Regions from separate parts of the Homo sapiens genome. Here region 1 is linked to region 2. A link is a loop called in an ENCODE intact Hi-C map of the cell type or tissue named here. Cell type or tissue: MCF 10A. All regions are shown on one strand. Each heading gives the region's core, and the rest is flanking DNA. Links, peaks and the distances in the headings are about the cores only.

The links. Hi-C counts contacts between places; a loop is a spot of excess contacts. Peaks named below come from ENCODE experiments on the same cell type or tissue, not always from the same donor. Only the 100,000 strongest peaks of a DNase experiment are listed, where the experiment ranks them.
Region 1: a loop joins it to region 2, with 2.9 times the contacts of the local background. A loop is called at or near these places in 2 of 110 quality-filtered maps.

Annotation. Positions count from the first base shown.
Region 1 is chr12:87,815,517-87,825,472 of GRCh38, reverse strand. It overlaps the pseudogene GADD45AP1. Among named protein-coding and RNA genes, the nearest start is that of LINC02258, 52 kb to the right of the region's middle. RefSeq lists an enhancer at 3,677-4,876. In MCF 10A, for the core only: no CTCF peak of the experiment used is centred there; DNase peaks (open chromatin) are centred at 4,412 and 9,082.
Region 2 is chr12:87,751,359-87,761,314 of GRCh38, reverse strand. No RefSeq gene overlaps it. Among named protein-coding and RNA genes, the nearest start is that of LINC02258, 12 kb to the left of the region's middle. In MCF 10A, for the core only: no CTCF peak of the experiment used is centred there; DNase peaks (open chromatin) are centred at 4,384 and 5,014.

The DNA of each region.
Region 1 (9,956 bases), core at 1,339-9,338, 64 kb before region 2:
TTTAAATTTATTTCTTTGTTTTAATTCAGCTGAATGTTACACGTGGATAAGATTAGAATATGTTTCAGAAGTATCATGTGCCCTTGCCTTTTTGGAGAGGAGATTAATGATCTTTATTAAATATTTCAGGGCATCCATACCTACATTTATTTCATAAATTTCATTTACTCACTGTGGATTGAATTTGTAGTATCTTTATAACCAAGACAGTAAGATTTAGTAAGGACAGACACATTTAAGTTTGCATTATCAGTATCGTAAGCTACCTTCCTTGGGAGACATGCTCTAACTTCAACCAAAAATGCTTCTATTGTATTTATAAGATGAGACTTGTTATGGACACCCATTTTATAGCAGACTTTTGACTTTTGACGTCTGTGCTGTAGTTGAGATTTATACATATGCCAGATGAAGGTGGCACTTGGCATATGTGCAAATTTTCTTCAAAAATTTCCATTACCTAGCAGGCAAAGAGATTACTCCCTAACAGAAAGATGACAAGTTCGAACTTCTAAGATTTTTAGTTGCTGATATTTTAGGAGCAGGCTGTCGCTTGCTGTTTGCTTATGATTTCTTGGTTCCTGTTCCTGGGCTCTAGTTTCAATAATCTCGCTGATAGTGGAAGAAACTACATCAATTTCTCATTTTCTGTATCCTCACAGGAAGAGATAGGATTTGTCCCAGGTGTCTGCAACAGTCCTAGCATCCTGAAAGCTTATATTCCTCTGTGATTTCTTATTGGTGCAGTGTTTCTGTCCGTGCTTTTTATCCACAGAAATGGAAAGATATTGATTCTCTTAACAATAGAATATTTAGGACAATATCTTTAGTAATTAGAACTTATATGTACTTAAAAATTTTAAAGCAAAATAGATGCCTAATTTTATAGAAAAATAAGGATGTAATTTAATGATTGCATAATAAAATTGATTTTTAAAACTTTTAGAATATGTCTAACAATATTTGCTTTTCTACTTTTTAGTTTACTACTACAGGAATAAAAAAATTAATATGTTTCTGAATTTCAGTGGTAAGATATTACTTGTTCTTTTCTCACTCCTCACCCCACGTTAAAATTAGACTCTTTACTTTTTTCAAGAATATTTTTAAAAAGTATAATATTCTATGATATCTCCCAAGTTGTTCTCAAGAAGTTGTGGTGTGCTCTTTTACTGTAAATTTCTAAATGAGACTATATTAGAATTATATCACCTATCAAAAAAGGAGCCTCAACTAATGTGAATATTAAACTCCATTTCAACAAATCTACTAAATGTTTTTTGTCTTTGAGGTTTAGCCTGAAGTACTATTTTTGGTAGGAATCCAAAAGAGAGTTTTTAAATACTGGCACAAGACACATCACTTCATTTAAAATGTATAGTAACAAGAAAGCAGATTGTCATAATATTAGTCAAATCTCAGAGGGAAGTAACTCTTTTCATTATAGATTTTACATCACTATTTTATGGTTTTTAATTGTTGTATTGCAGATTAAGAGTAGGCAAACATGAAATATAATGTTTAATGGTTTGGATTTGAATTTTAATGCTTTGAAAAGGCGGTATAAAGAGCTTCTGCATTGATTATAGCAGCATAAGAGGTTGAGTACATAGCATAGTCACATAGTGTAAAGAAGTAAATGTTGATATAGTATCATATTTAACATTGATTAATGCTAACATTGTAAATTGTTCCCAGATTCTGGGAAAATCAACTTTTGTTCTTACTTTTCTCTTAATTATATTTGGAGGCTGAGATGGAATTTAAATGGTAGGTGGTCTATTATTTGTGAGTGCCTTAAAGGCCATTCAAATTAAATAGTATCGATAGGTTAGAAATTAAATGGTGTAGTATATATTAATTTTCTCTGTCAGGTATTAGTTACTGAATCTCAAAAAGCACTTAGCTGATATGATAAAACAGTGTGGACATAAATTCTAGAAGAGATAATCTGATAAGGAATGGAAAGACATAAATATCGTATTTAGTATTATCTTCAGTTAACCTACAAGAAGCACAAATTGAGCAGTTTAGAGAGCCATCTCCAAAGAATAGAAGATAAGTATTTTTGGTTTATTTTGGGTTTTAAAATCTTCCCTAGACTCTAAAATCAAGGAAGGCAGGTACTATGTTTGCCTTCATAATTGCATCCTCAGTAACTGTTGTGCAGAAGTCATTCAAAAATATTTTAATTTACTCTTGTTGCATAATTCTATAAAATGTTCTAAGAGCCAGATAAGTCCATTTTTTTTACTCCTATTAGTTCGAGCACTATTGTTAATATCATGAGATTTAAAAAAATAGTCCTACAATGCTTGAGGCAAAGAATCAATCTTGTTAATCATTCTTGACTTTAAGAATTCTTCTGTTTAGTGGGGACATGAGACAGAGATATGATCAAGTAGATGATATACAAGCCCATTACATAAAAGTCAGAGTTGAAAGCTCACAGAATAAACCAAATATTAGCATATAGCATTTTCTGTAACATGGAAAGAAAATATTTTTAAGGAAAAAATTTAAGAAAAACTTCTGTTTAATATTTTTTAACTTTATCACTCTCCCCACTCCCTGAAGTAAGGACTTGGCCATTCCCATGCCTGATTGTTGGCAGAGTGATGTAGGCGGCAACATTTCTACATGTATATCTGACTCTCAGTTCCCAGTGCAATTTCTTACTGATTTCAAAAACATGAAAGTTAAAAATTGAAATTAAGCTATTTCACTTGAATAAACTTCTCCATAGAATTAATATTTTTTGACTCTGGGCTTCTTTAAGTGGTGTCTGCTGTATTTATTCTGGGCAGAAGCTCCAGATCCTTCCTTCTCCATCAGGTGCAAGATACATGGATATATATCTTGCATATAGAAAGATACACAGATACCTAGAAGGGATACAGAAGTAGATACACACACTATACTGTTCTCCTGATCTGTCTGTGAATTCATCAGTACTACATTGCTTTAATTATTTTCATTTACTAGTATCTCTGAAAATTAGTTGAAAGCTATTGCCATCTCATACTTTCCTCTATTTTCATATTTTGTCCTCATAAATATTTTCATCATAGAAGTAGTGGTGTCTTTTTTATATCCATTGATTTGAGTGATTGTTTTGTTCCTAGATTTCTTAGTAAATTATTTATAAGTGATCCTCCAGGTAAACAGTTTCAGAAAATAATGGCAATATTTACAATTTTTATACTGCAGATCTCTTTTTCTGAATGTGTTCATTTAGAAAATTCAGAACAATGTTAACTAATAGTAGTCATATGTTTTTGTCTTGCTTCTGATTTTTAAGGTGATGGTTACACCATTTACAACCACAACAGTTATGCTAATACATGTTTGAAATGATAACATATTAATAAAATGTCAACTTGCATTTAAAAACAAAACAAAACAAAAAGTCGATCTGCCAGTCGTCTCCATGGACTTCTGCACCCCATCCCAAACCCTTCTTCACCTGGGGTCCCCTTCCAGTTTTCCCCTGCCTCCCAGGCTCTTGACATGGCTTACCTGCCTTCACTTCCAGCACCCTGCCTCCAAAGTATAAGCTAGATCCCCTTGGCCTTCTGAATCTGCCAGTGTCTCCAGGTTCCCAAGACCACTTCCCTGTGGGCTTCCAAAATGGCCTTTATCATTTCCCCAGTCTGTCACCCTCTTCCATTTCTCCCATACACCCACAGTTTGTTTCTTTCCCTGTAAAAACCTTCACTGCCTCAATTTCTGGTTCACTCAACTCTTGTCACTATGTCTTGAGGCATGAAGCCTCAACTCTTGGAATTGCTGGCAAGGGGTGACTGCCTCTAAGTCACTGTTTTTTACATAGTGATTATTTTCTGTAGCGTTTTGACCTAAGATCTCAGCAATTTGAACACTAATTCCTCCCCTCCTGGCTCAAGAATTACTCCGAAGTCAGTCTGCAGAAAATAAATATTTAATATGACATAAAAAAATGCAGATCCGCTTGAAGTTGGACCTAAGCAGTCTATAGCAGTCCAAATTTATAGTATAAGTTTTCATGTCATAAAATAACAGTACAATTTATAATAAAACTGCAAATTTAATATCTAATCAAAATACAATAAAATATGGTTTTCAAATATGATTAATTCTTTCAGCTTTTCCTTTACTTGAGGGCATATAAACCAAAAATACTCAAATTGTGGCTGCACATTTAAACTTTAACAAAGCATATTTGGTTTATTTTAATGTAACTCAACCATTCTAAATCAATACCTAGTTTTCCTTCCTGCATGATTCTTTGTAATTGTTCCTTTTGACTTGTATTTCTGTTTCAATACAGCTTTCTTCTTCATTTTCACCTCTTTCTATTTGCAAAGTCTTTTATGTCCAGGCCCCCAGAACAGGTAGTTGAACTCACTCACCTCCTTGACATCAGTTTCTGTAATCCTTGCGTCAGTGTAGGGAGTAACGGCTTGAGTAATTACAAAGGTATTTCAAAAACTTCAGTGCAATTTGGTTCAGTTATTTTCATTCAGATGCCATCACCGTTCAGGGAGATTAACCACTGGAACCCACTGATCCAGTGGTGTGGATGTCAGCATGAATACACATCTTAAAGCTGTGAAAATGACCCTGAAGAACAGAGAAACTGTACAGCTGGAAACACTGAGTATTCGAAGAAATAACATTGATATTTTATTCTACCAGACAGTTTATCTCTGGATACACTACTTGTGGATGGTGAACTTAAGGTGAAATCTAAGAAAAGGGAAGCTGTTGCAGGAAGAAGCTGAGGCAGAAGTAGAGGAAGAGGACATGGCCGTGGCAGAGGAAGAGGGGGTCTTAGGCGACAATGTCTTTCAATATTACTGTTCCAAAGTGACATGGGATTTGGGATATTTTTTGTACAGATTGTGTTTGTTTATGTCAGTTTTTAATAAGTGTAAATGTGGAACAGTTGTCTATTCAGTAATTTTTTTTACAGAAGTTTTTTATTGATTGAAATGAAAGACATTTTCTGAACTGCTAAAATTACCATTTCAGGGCTTCAGAAAGACTGAGATATCAGCATTTAACAAGATATTAAGTGAACAAGAGATCACAGAATAAAACTTATACAAAATGAGGCATGGATCAGTTCATAGGTAATGGCTTTTATATTGTATTTGATATAATTCTTAATTTTATATCACTACTGAATATTTATTACAGTATTTCTAAACATAATTTGAAAAAATAAACAGAGAAACAATCTTGGTACCTCATAATTTAGATCATAAGATATCAGAACAAATACAGCCACCAAATATATCCATCTTAAATACAGTATACATTTAACAGAAATAATAATACATGACAAATTATTCAAATTTGAATTGAAAAGGAACAAATCGTTAGCGAGGAAAGCAAAATGTTTTTAACGTATTATATATAACACTTCCACCTAAGGGTCATAGCTGCTCAGATAACTTGAAAATATAGTCTAGGATTCCTAATATTATAAACATATTCTCCCATCTACTCCTTAAAGAAAAGTTTGCGGTGTTTGCATATACCAATATTGAATTTCATACATCTGACAGTTTGCCTAGACAACTATATTCTGAAAAGCATACATGTTTTAAGCTGTATGACAGTGATAACCAGAAAACAAAACACATATCTGCATCTGGTGGAGCTGAAATCAGGTCTCTTCAATTCAGCAGATCCAAATTCTGAAGGAATGTTTTTTAACAAACTTTTGGACAGTATTGACATGCGGGTTAAAAACAATTAGACTCTATTAAATGATGAAAAAATACCCAGGCTGCACTTGAAAGACTGGAAGAAATGGAAGAACAATTGTATTCTCTGCAAATTGGAAAAACATAAATCACCTAGGTATGTGAATTATATCAAGAAAATTGATACTGATTCTGGTCTTTACATTCCAAAACAAATAAGTACTATATTCTACAGAGATATAAGAGGTCTGTTTTCTTGCCTAGCTACTCATTTTAATATTCTTGTTTCACTTAATGGCAATCATCGCAAAGAACATTTCAGTCTATTTTAGTCCAGTTATGGTAATATAAAATCAATTCACTCTTAAGGAAAACCATGTCAATTTATTGGAGATATAAGCATGAAAATCCTATCTTTCAAGATATGATGGTATTAGTTATTATAGATTCAGTAATTACACATACATCCATTTGGATATGTTAAAATTATATATTTGACTATAATCCTCAATACAGATTTTTTACATTGGCCAATGCCCTTCATGGAACATTGCTGAAGTAAATTAGACCCTTAGAGGTACAAATGGCAGTGTTAACACAGATAATGCCGGAATGTATTTCATTGTTGCAGTAGGCCACTTCAGTGATTTTTCTTTCATCTAACTAGATATGCCACGAAAGCTCAGATACCTACATTGATAGAAATTAGCTTGAAATAAGATGCAGCAAAGAACAATAAGCATGCTTCAAAGGTGGTTGCATTTGCAAAGTGAAACTAAATATTAATGTCAATAAATTGATGTAATAGAAATTGCAGTGTTTTGTAGTTTATTTTGCTTCATTGCAAACATTCAGTAGAGAGTGATCTTAGGAAAACAAAACAGGCTAAAAACATTCTGGAAATGGCATGATTTAATCTATTGCTGGAAGACTGCAATTGGAGTAGAGAATAAAGTATTCTCCAGAAGAGAGATGGTATCTTACAAGATGTCTGATATATCATTAAAATAAATAAATAATTTAAGTTCTTCACTTCTGTCTTCTCATTGGCCTGATTTTTATTGTAACCTATTTTTGGCATTCCATTTAGTTATTTGTGAAATTGCTAAATGGTGACCTTGGCACAGAATGCCTGACATTCTTTTAAGTGTTTAACCCTAGTTTCTAACCCCAACTCAATATGCCTAACCTCTACATTGCTGCTGAAGCAGTAAAAATACAATGAAATGTACAGACCATTAGTTCCATTCTAAATGCTCTTAGCTTCCCTGGAGACTTCAAATTCTTCACAAATTTCCAGAGTTCCAGAACAAATACTTTAACAGAATATTAACCTAAGGAAAGCAGATGGATCCTTTGGTCGAACATTAAATGATGCCCCGTTGAGTTTAAATAGTTCAGCGTAATGTATTTTATGACTATTCCTTCAAAATGAATATCCTGAGTTAAAACAAAGCCAAGCCCCTACGGGGAGCTGCTGTGACTGTGTTTCTGCATTTGTCTGTAGGTCAGGAACAAGTGAGAAGTGATTAACTGTCTACCTACTACTTTTTTTTTTTTTTTTTTAGGGGATGGTATATTAATTTCTTAGGGTTGCCATAACAGATTACCACAAACTTCTTGCCTTAAAGTAGCAGAAATTTATGCTTTCACAGTTCTAGAAGCTAGAATTCTGAAATCAAGGTTTTGACAAGGCTGGCTTCTTCTGGATGATCTGAAGGGAATCTGTTCCATGTCCAGTTTCTGGTGGCTGCTGGCCACCAATGGCATTCTTTTACTTGTAGATGCATCCCTTCAATCTCTATCTCCATTGTCACAGATAGCCTCCCTGTGTGCCTCTCTAAATCTTCATATGACCTTCTTCTAAGGACACCAGTCTTTGGGTTTAGGGCCCATCCTAAAGCAGTATGACCTCATCTTAACTAACTACATCTCCAAAGACCTTATTTCCCAGAAAGATCCTACACTGAAGTTCCTGGTAGACATAAATTTTGAGGAATATTATTCAACCCAGTACAGACAGGTGCAGTTTCAAGTTAAACTTGTCTTATTTTGATGGAGTTTTGAGGTAAACATTATTATTATTAGAATTCAATGTCACCAGTTCTCTTCACCTTTTTGTAGTTAGGGAAACTACATTTCCTAGCCCCTTTGCATTGCATGGGACTTTGCGATTAGTCTTGCACAGTGGTCCAAGACTGGGAATTAAAAGACTTACTTTGGGCTGGGCATGGTGGCTCACGCTTGTAATCCCAGCACTTTGGGAGGCCGAGGCGGGTGGATCACGAGGTCAGGAGATCGAGACCATCCTGGCTAACACGGTGAAACCCCGTCTCTACTAAAAATACAAAAAAAGTATTACTTGGGCGTGGTGGCAGGTGCCTGCAGTCCCAGCTACTTGGGAGGCTGAGGCAGGAGAATGGTGTGAACCCGGGAGGTGGAGCTTGCAGTGAGCCAAGATCAAGCCACTATACTCCAGCCTGGGTGACAGAGCGAGACTCCATCTCAAAAAACAAAACAAAACAAAACAAAAAGACTTACTTTGAGACTTAGCTGCTGAGGAGCTGATGTGGATGTCTCCATGATTATTTCTGGTCCAGTGATGCCAGAAACTTGGTGTTGAGAAGGAAATGCCACACATCAAAGTCATCTGGACAGTGGCCTTTATCTGAGTGAGAAATAAACTTTTGTTATTATGACACTGTGATATTGGTGATATTTGTTACCAAAGCAAAATATAGACAATTCTGAGTAACGTAAGTTTCTTTAAACCCCAAACCATCTTTTAATATGAGTTTATAGCTCACAGCTTAATCAGTAGTCTGAACTTGGAGCCTATATGGTCTTAGCTCAAATTTTTTATTCCAAACATTTAATTTTCCTCTTCTTTCCTAAAAGTTTGATTCCATTTACAATTATTTGTTGAACACATTTATACTGAGGACTTTCTACACATATACATTAGAACATGTTTGATTTATATTATCTTTGACACTTGAATATGGGCAAATAAAGCCAGATTGTTGCTGAACTCTTGAAAAAGCTATTTGTGTTAACAGAGTTGTGACATGAATTTTTGTCATTTAACTATTATAAAATTCCCAGTGGTACTCCACTGGCAGAAAATAAGACTTTAAAAAATGGTGTTTCTGTATCAAACAAAAATTTGTTGAGCTGTGCTTTAAACTCTAGAACTTAGCTTCAAAGTAAAAGTTTTATTATTGAAAATAAAAATGGTAATCTGTAGACAATCTTACAGTGGCTACAAAGAATGCTGTGACATTTCAGACATATGTTCAACTTCCATCTCCATAATGAGTTTATTTTGAGTCTATTTATATACAGTTCATTTGAAGGGCAAAAATGAGAAGTTATACCCAAATGGCAGGGGTCCAAAAATCATGTCACTTAAGCAACAATTTTATGTGTAATATAACCCCCTGCTGGGGTGTCTGAAGATCTTACTAGAATGTTACATAAAAACTCAGCGTTAAAGCACAATAGGGAAACTAATTTAAAATGGAAAGAATGCAATTATTCCCCAACAAGAATGAACTAGAAAATGTTTCAAACAGGTTGAAGGGCAGTGTTCACTGACCTGAGTATGCTGATCCATGGAGGAGCTGAATCTGTCACAGCATAGAAAATAGTCTGGGCTGAGCCCTCTCTCTGAAGCTGCCTGGCTAAATGGCTTTATTACAGTGTCACGAGGCAGGAATGTCAAGGGTGACCCTCTGCCATGAAATGTTCTTTATTTCAAAGGTCCTTCAGGAAATCCCTGTGTGCTCACTGGCATGGGTGATCAGGAAAGGATCAAGGTCTTCTAGAGGTTGTGAAACCAATCTGGTCTCTTGGCATCTTTCAATATGGGATGACCTCAAGCTTAATGAGACACGATATTGCTCTTAACTCAATCCCCAGCGACTGTGGACTTTGAGAGTTCATCTGGGCCTCCTTCGTGTCGTATTCACAGTCTTGAAATTTAGGTCAAATTCTATTCATTCAATAAATATTTCTTGGCTATTTACCATGTTCCAATTTTTTTTAGGCTTGGTTGTGCAAGGATGAACAAGGCAGATGTGGTCTCTACCCTTCTGGGACTCACAGTCAAATGGGAAGAGTAGGCATTGCATAAACAATAAAATAGATAACAATTATTGTGATTTATGAAAGCTTTCATGAAAGATAAGTATGATAAATGATAAAGTCCTCTTTATATCTCCTCACCTCATGATACCTTGGTAATTTGAGAGGCCTCCTTTT
Region 2 (9,956 bases), core at 761-8,760:
AATACCTGATCCCTTCCTGATGTGAGCTCTGTGTCCTCTCTGGCCTCATTTTCCCCCAATGATAATTCATTGCCGTATTCTATGAAATGGACTTCCATGCTACTTCCTCACCCATTGACTTGTATAACTGTTAGTGAGAAATCACAAGCACCACTTTCCTTGGAAAGACCTTCCTAAAGCTTCCAGGCTCTCCAAGGTCCTGAAATATATTGTGCATGTTATGATTGCTCCGCTTACAATATTTGTGATAATTATTTTTATATGCCTGTCTTCCCTACTGGACTGTAAACTCTTTAGAGTAGGGACTCTAAAGCTGATTTTTACTCAGCTTTGTGTCCTGTAAGAGGCACAAGGTGTGTCTGAATAATCTTTGTGCTATTGCACACAACACAGTATCAGTTATAATAGATTCCAAGTAATTTTGCTTAATAAATAAATGGACTTAAGCAAAAAAAAAAAGGCATTCCCTTCTTCAAACCTAAAAATCTGAACTAATTTTGGAGTAAAGACGTATTTTACACCTGGATTGAACCAGGTATAATAAACATAGTGACTTTTATAAGTTTTGTTTGGAAAAGTAGGGGAAGTGAAATGTATGTCAGCATCATTAATTCCTTTTACTTTCTCTCTAATAAACAAAGCTGCAGCTAACAGTCTTAAAAATATTCGAATGTGGATTTCCCTATACATAAAAATTCCCCATGGGTTCTGTTTGCTAATGTCCTAACATTTCCCTTGGTGCTCAAGATTCGTGAGTATTGAAATGAATAAGTAAGTGCAGTCATGGTTAAAACCCCATTAACACAGACAAAATCACAGAAACCAACAGTGGGAAAACAGTTACACATTTTCAGATAAAGCAGAATCCATCTGTAGTGTATGAACTGCATTTTACATTGGTATTGACTCAAACTAGGAGTTAGATATAAAGACATATCTGTATTAAACAATTTCCTAATATAAAAGAGTATTTTTACAAGAGAGATCCTTACATATATAGTACACATTACTATGACACATTAAGGTATTATTGTTAATAATAGAATGGTAGTCTCACCACATAATATCTCCTAGCCTATCTCTCAGCCTCCATTTTAGTTTAAATACCAATTGAATTTCTCCTCTTGAGGCTTACAAAGCACAAATAAAGGTGTGTATTTGTTCTGGGTGAATAACAAGCAATTTGATTTTGGTATGCAGTGTATTATGTTTCTGATAATGTCAGTCATTATTCTATTTGATGTGTTCTTAGATTGATATGTTTAAAATTAATGAGGCATTTGTCCTCCCTGTGAAGAAATTAATAAGGAAATTTTATCCCATGAATTCTGTATATATAATTAAAACAAATCAATTTTATTTTGGAGTAGATATTTTCTGAATTCAAAGGCATCCTAGCCATTTATATGAATTGATATAATAATCAATTTGAAAATAATGATAAGTAATTTTAAATCATAACCAACTAAATATGCTAAGAATGCTGATAGTAGAGTTTCATTTCTGGATCTCAAATTTGATACAAGCTTCTCCCCAGTTTTGTCCTCTGGAGGAATAATGCATTGAATACCTGCCACTTACTGAGAATCTTCTATGTGCTAGATTCTAGGGTAGTTACTGGGTAAATATTTATTTACAGTTCAATAAGTATCTAGTTTTTCCTCATGTCACAATTTGCCCAAGAAAAATGTTGTATATAGAGGTAACTATGAGATACTATAGTTAGTGAGGGTTGCAGCTAGTCTAAGAACTGAGTGTGAATTAGAAGGAACTACTCTCTGAGTGCATCAATTAGAACAAGCTCTTCCTCCAAACAGAAATAGTCCTATCACTAAATGGTTTAGAAAACTGATGGTATTTTGAAATATAAAAGAGGTGACCTCATCCTCCCCCTTTTTTCCCCTGGAGGATTCAGGCCGATGCCAGGATACAGGCTTGGCGAATGGAATACAGGTTGGATTTATGTTATCTTTCTTGCCCTTCGCTACTTTTGTGCAGTGTACAAACTGCACAACTGAACATGATGACTCCATAGCTAATGATTCTCAGCATGGGAACTCTAAGCAAGCAATGTGTTAGATAATATTCAGGGAAGTCACCACAGAGATTGGGATATTTGAATATTAAAAATGAGACTTTGAAATTATTTTTGACAACTGAAGAGAGGCACTTTCAGAAAGAAGGAAAAAGGTGGAAATATCGAATTTTTATATTTTGCATCGTGCCAGAAAATTTGTTGCAATAAAAGATTTATTGTTGTGCCTGGAAAGAAAGGCTTTTGCCTGCTTATGAAGAGTTTGATAGAATACCTTGATAAGAAGCTCGGACTAAACCAAGGAGGTTGAAATACTTTTAGAAGAAAAATTAGGAAATACTGTAAGGGATACTTGAGTCAGTAACACATTACCTTTAGCATCAAATAGAGATAGAATAAATACAAAGCTGATAACTGTCTTGATTTGTCATATAGCAGATAGGGCTGCTTTCTTTTTAATTAAAAAGATTGAAACGTAAGTTTAAATGACACCACTGTAAATAAGAATCCAATGACCCATTTCAAATTTTCATAAAAGACATTTCTCTAAATGGGCCTATTTTGTTTTTATTGTCAAAGTAATAGGTAACATAATAATTAAATAATCAAGTTATATTAATAATAAAAAATATGTGGGCACAAAATCATGAATCATTCATAAAGTCCTACAAAACTGTAAGAGAATGTCAACTTACAAGTGCTAGTATTTGTTTAAAGTTTCTGCATACAGACACACACACACACACACACACACACACACACATATGTATATGCAGTAACATAATAGTTTTCATGCCAGTTTAGTCAATCACAGATACTTCTAAAAGGAATGCTGTTTACATGTACTGAAAAAGGGATGAAGTTTTGGTCAGGCCTGGTAGCTTTACAATCAAAGAACAATATTTACTTTTCTTTTTTCTGTCAGTACCATATCTTACTTTTGACTGTTCTGTACAAATTTATCATCTACAATACATTTAAATTTAAATTCTTAATGTTTATTTATGTTAAAAATAAATTTATTGTGAGCTCAAATTGAAGTGTAACCAGTGCATGATCCTTTACAATAATGTATTACTTGAGTACATGATCTTACCTAACGGGGAAAATTAAAAAACAATCCACTTTGTACTAAAGTCTATAATAGATTTTTCAGCCTGATAGAATTGCATGTTGATTTTCAAGTTTATAAACTAGAGATATTTTATAAATAACATCACATTATAATCTGTATGTTGTTCAGGAAATTCTTTAAGGGTCACAATAATCTGAGGTTCCTTTTCTTTAAAATATAGAAAGAGTGTGTATTTTGTCCTGTGAGTGATAAAACATTTAATTTAAGAAAAATTAATCTAGCAGAAAATTAGAAGATAGATTGGAGAAGTATGAGTTTGGTTAAGACATGTACCTAAGGACAGGAAAAATTCTCAGTAACAGCACAGCCAACCCACATGGAGACCTGAAGTGTCATTCACTGCTGTTAAGATTGTAACAGTAGTTACATTTTTTCTTGAGAGAAGGTCTGAAGACCTAATAACAATTTTATTAATCTGCATGGGTATGATCCAGCCCCTCTTTCCATCTCAAATTAAAACTCTCACAAGACAATTAATTTGGTTGAATTAATCAGTCATTATCCAGTACAGAGTGCTTCTGTTAAACAGACTGTCAGCCTCTTGGATCATTTCACACTATCTTTAGGATGGATGGCCATTGCTGACTTTATCAGCTATGCCCATGGTGGCAACCTAATGTGGCACCAGGCATGGTGACTACTGCATAACAAATCCCTCAAAATGTATCTGTGACTACTGGAGGCAATTTAGGGATTTTCAGACAAGCACAGTGTAATTAAAAGCCTCTGGTTGTAGTCTTACTTTAGATGACACTAACAAAATAGCCCAGATAATAGGGCCTTTTGGTAGATTCAGTTACTGGCACAATTTCCCACTCCCTCCAATACCTATGCCCTGTGCTATTTATTTTAGGTTGAAAAAAATGTTTTAGCAGATAATATTGGTATATTCCTCATTACACCAATCAGTTGTAAAGTAAAATTTTTATATGGAGGAAGGGGCCCACTAAGGGAAAATGTCTAGGGCCCGCAGAAGTCACCATTAGGACTGCTTGGGCAGCCATGGTTGGCTTGGGCAAGGGTGGATGGGGTACAGGCTGGTGCTCAAACTTCCTTTGGTCCTTTAACCTTCTAGAGGTCCCCCATTTCAGCTACTTTAATGCGTCGGCTCTTAACTTTCACTTGTGCGGTCACCCAGAACTTGTTGCACAATGCTGTATGCTTTTCTCAGGGAGCAAGCATAGAGCTTTTCACTGGATTCTCAGAGGGTTCTAGAAAGATGTGGCAATCCTGTTTAGGTAATCCTTACAGCTACAAAAAGCTGAAAGAGAAGCTGTGATGCCTTGGAGCCATTGTGATGACATTAGAGTAGCCAAGATGATGTAGAGATGTACAGTGATGATGTAAGAGGAGTGTGGTGACATGACAGATGAGGGGCAGCATGATTCCTTTTTTTTTTTTTTTTTTTTGAGACAGAGTCTCACTCTGATGCCCAGGTTGGAGTGCAGTGGCATGATCTTGGCTCACTGCAAGCTCCGCCTCCCGGGTTCACGCCATTCTCCTGCCTCAGCCTCTCGAGCAGCTGGGACTACAGGTCCCCGCCACCACGCCCGGATAATTTTTTTTTTTTTGTATTTTTTTAGTAGAGACGGGGTTTCACCATGTTAGCCAGGATGGTCTCGATCTCCTGACCTCGTGATCCACCCACCTTGGCCTCCCAAAGTGCTGGGATTATAAGCGTGAGCCAGCGTGCCCGGCCAGCATGATTCTTTTCTGGTTTCCCAGCTGGGTCCTCCAGGCAGTGATATTTGGATCCAGTCTCAACCTCTTAGGACTTCTAAGGCAAGTGTAGGAGATGTTTTTCATAGGGGATTTCCACAAAAGTGTTTTCAGAGGCAGTTCATGGGCTTGGCAAAAATCCTAAATTGCAAAACTGTTCTTACTGGTTAGTTGATGAGGTTACCCCCAACTGAGAGATGTTGAAAGATGATGAACAGTGACTTCAGTTGTTTATTCAAGTCTATGGAAACATTTTGTGGTTTATCTTTCCTCTCATGACCTCTCCAACTGCTATTTAGTAAAATTTTATTTCATTTTCTTTCACAGGTTCAAGATTCTCCATGATCTAATTTACTGGCTTCTTGCTTTTATATGTAGGTACTTTTCCTCCACCCTTGCAAAGCTATTTTGTGAAACTAGGTACCTGCTCATACACTGATGTTGGCATCTAAGAAAGGTTTTGTCCTTAGTTTAAATAGCTGCAAAGGATGGAATTTCCTGCTTACTGTCAATGTTGACTTATTTTTTGGTATGTAGTAAAATATACATCATGAAAGTTAACATTTTGACCATTTTTAGGTGTACAGGTCAATGGCATTAAGTATATTCACACTGTTGTACAACTATCACTATTATCCCTCTCCAGATCTGCCTTTTGATAGTTGACCTTGCAGTGCCCTCCAGTAAAAATGCACCTCACCTCTTGGCTTTGGGCCCAGTCATGTGATTTGCTTTGGTAAATCATATATTTGTTTGCCCTTTTGCATCTCTGCTGTTTACATGAGAGAAAACAAACAAACAAGAAAACACAACATTCTCAAAGAGAGTAAGAGATCAATGAAGCAGACCCAGATGGGACCTTCGGATTACTGCTATCCAGCTAAAAAGCCGGTCTAAATCAGCTGAACCCCAACTAACTCACTGGTGAATGGTCAATGGTCAAAGTAAATACTTAATCATTGTATAATAAAGATATTTTTTGGTTTGTTACACAGCAAGAGATGACTTATACAGGCCTAAACTTGGTTTCTGGCAGTGGGGGAGAAGAAAATAATAATAAAGATCATGCTCATGCTCTCCTATGCTCTCCTATGCTCTCCTTCTTCTTCTTCCTTTTTTTTTTTTAATGGAATTTTGAATTTTGCTCTTGTCACCCAGGCTGGAGTGCAATGGCATGATCTCACCTCACCACAACCTCCACCTCCTGGGTTTAAGTGATTCTCCTGCCTCAGCCTCCCGAGTAGCTGGGATTACAGGTGCCCACCACCATGCCCAGCTAATGTTTTGTATTTTTAGTAGAGATAGGGTTTCACCATGTTAGTTAGGCTGGTCTTGAACTCCTGACCTCAGGTGATCCATCTACCTTGGCTCCCAAAGTGCTGGGATTACAGGCGTTAGCCACTGTGCCCGGACTGCTCTCCTTCTTGAAACACTTTCTTTCCTTGGAATATATGACATTATGGTCTCATGTATATTGTTCTGCATTTCTGGGTGGTATTTTCAGTCTTTTTTCTTTCTACAGCTTAGTGTTGAAATTCCTCAAAAATCATCTTAGGCTCTCTTCCTTTCTCAGTTTATATTCTGTCTAATAATCTCACTTATTCACATGGCTCCCACTCTACCAATATGAGATGACAGTCAAATTCCCAGTGGGGAATGTTTGTTATTTCATCAATAAATGTCATGTTAGATGTAGTTTTTTGTGGTGCCCTTTATTAGATAAGGAAGTTCAATTTATTTCTTGTTGGTTTTTTCTGATCATAACAATGCCATGGCCTTATTGATCCCTTTTATTCTCTTAATGTAGTATAATACAATGATGCATTTTCATAATTAAAACCAACCTTATATTCATGAAATAAGCTCCACTTAGTCATATTCTTTTTTTTATTGGATTATTTTAAAACTATTATGTTGAACATTTTGGCAAATATGTTCCTGAGGGATATTGGCCTATGCTGTTTCTTGTAGTGTGCTAGCCATTTAGAATCAGTCTTATGCTAATCCTATGAAATGAATTGGAAAATATTCCGTTTGTAATGTATTTTCTGAAAATGCTTGTGTAAGAATAGTTTTATTTCTTCCTGAAAGATTTCCAATAATTCACAATCTGGTCCTAGGCTTTTATTTTTGGGAAAGTTTCTATTTATCTATTAACATTTGCACAGACCTAGGATTATTTAGACCTTAATTTATTTTTGTGTCAGATACAACACTTAGCATTTTTCTTGTGTCTGATATAATACCTTGACCTTTTCCATTTCATCAAAAGTATCAAATTTATTGTTACACATTTGTTCTAAGTATTTTATCTTTTTCATCCCTAAGGATTTGTAATAATGTTACATTTTTATTCCTGAGATTGGCAATTTGTATTTTTTCCTTTAGTTTTTCTTGGGTTTATACATTTTCTTATTAACTTCAAATTACTTATTTTAGAATCTGTTGATTTCTTTTATGTATATCTGCATTGTATTTTATTGATTTATATTCTTAGGTAATTATTTACTTCTCGTTTCTTATCTTTATTTTGCTATTCTTTCCTAACTTCTTTAAATAAAAATTTAGGGAATTTATTTTCAAATTTTCCTCTGATGTTTTGAAAAATACACTTTTGTGTGTAATTTTTTTTTTGCTGATCATCAAAGAAAGAGCCTTCCCTTGCTATTTTTTACCACCTTTCTTTCCTGAAAGGGAAGACTTTTTCCTTTTAATAAAATGTTCTTATCTCAGTGTTCTTATCTCAAGGTTCTTATCTCACTTATTGAATGGGAACACCATTCACCTAGTTGTAAAAATATAGATACCTGTAAGCATGCTTGAAACATTCATTTTTTTTTCTCTGCTAGTTCCCACAACACAATTATTAAGGCTGGTAGCTTCTACTTCCTAAATGTATCATGAATCTATATACTTCTCTCTGTTTCTCCTCCTAAATATGTCTTTTTTAAAAAGTCTGTGATTTTGTTTTGAATTACCTTAAGTCTTGTAATCACACATATTTTAAAAATTTGTGTATATCTCCTCTACTTTAATTCTTCTAATGAGTTGGAAAAAACACCATTACCAATTACACATACACAGTAATACTACAGTTTTAAATGTATTTGAATAGCTGTTTAAAGACAATTCTAAATTATAATTTAGTCTCACTTAGATATCAAAGATTACAAAAGTATAACTTGCTACTATTTCTTTTCCCACTAACTTTTAAAAGCATCTGATCTTATAGATCATTGATAAAATGTGAGAAGTGTTAAATATTCTTTATTTGGTATGACATTAAGTCACACTAAAATGCCTCTCAATAATTGAAAGATAGCATTTTTTTGATACAGGGAATTCTAATTAGATTGGCATAGTTAGGACCAAAAATATAAAGTAGACATTGTTACCATATCTTCAGCCCTTGCCTTTAACAAGCGACTCAACACAAATTATAACACAGGTAAGTCTTGTTTCATTCTGAGACAGTGGAGGTGTTTCCCATTTATTTAAATATATTCATATAAGGAGTTATATAAATCTAAATATAAAACCAATTTCCAATAGGTGTTGGGATGGCATTCACCATCTTTGTGAACAGTTGAACCTTACTAATCAAGTCTAATCATATCTGGAGAGGGGAAAACAGTAGTAGCCTTTTCTGAAGTAGAATTCCTATGAAAATTCAAAAAACCTACCATATTCATTTACCCACAAGCCAGTCGTAGTTAATTCAGGACTTTTCAATGAAAATATTCTTTCAATTGATTTTGTATCCTGAGACTTTGCTGAAGTTGCTTATCAGCTTAAGGAGATTTTGGGCTGAGACAATGGGGTTTTCTAGATATACAATCATGTCGTCTGCAAACAGGGACAATTTGACTTCCTCTTTTCCTAATTGAATACCCTTTATTTCCTTCTCCTGCCTAATTGCCCTGGCCAGAACTTCCAACACTATGTTGAATAGGAGTGGTGAGAGAGGGCATCCCTGCCTTGTGCCAGTTTTCAAAGGGAATGCTTCCAGTTTTTGCCCATTAATTATGATATTGGCTGTGGGTTTGTCATAGATAGCTCTTATTATTTTGAGATACGTCCCATCAATACCTAATTTATTGAGAGTTTTTAGCATGAAGGTTGTTGAATTTTGTCAAAGGCGTTTTCTGCATCTATTGCCAAGAACAGACAAACAGAGAGCCAAATCATGAGTGAACTCCTATTCACAATTGCTTCAAAGAGAATAAAATACTTAGGAATCCAACTTACAAGGGGCGTGAAGGACCTCTTCAAGGAGAACTACAAACCACTGCTTAATGAAATAAAAGAGGATACAAACAAATGGAAGAACATTCCATGCTCATGGGTAGGAAGACTCAATATCGTGAAAATGGCCATACTGCCCAAGGTAATTTACAGATTCAATGCCATCCCCATCAAGCTACCAATGACTTTCTTCACAGAATTGGAAAAAACTACTTTAAAGTTCATATGGAACCAAAAAAGAGCCCGCATCGCCAAGTCAATCCTAAGCCAAAAGAACAAAGCCTGAGGCATCACACTACCTGACTTCAAACTATACTACAAGGCTGCAGTAACCAAAACAGCATGGTACTGGTACCAAAACAGAGATATAGATCAATGGAACAGAACAGAGCCCTCAGAAATAATGCCGCATATCTACAACTATCTGATCTTTGACAAACCTGAGAAAAACAAGCAATGGGGAAAGGATTCCCTATTTAATAAATGGTGCTGGGAAAACTGGCTAGCCATATGTAGAAAGCTGAAACTGGATCCCTTCCTTACACCTTATACCAAAATCAATTCAAGATGGATTAAAGACTTAAATGTTAGACCTAAAACCATAAAAACCCTAGAAGAAAACCTAGGCATTACCATTCAGGACATAGGCATGGGCAAGGACTTCATGTCTAAAACACCAAAAGCAATGGCAACAAAAGCCAAAATTGACAAATGGGATCTAATTAAACGAAAGAGCTTCTGCACAGCAAAAGAAACTACCATCAGAGTGAACAGGCAACCTACAAAATGGGAGAAAATTTTCGCAACCTACTCATCTGACAA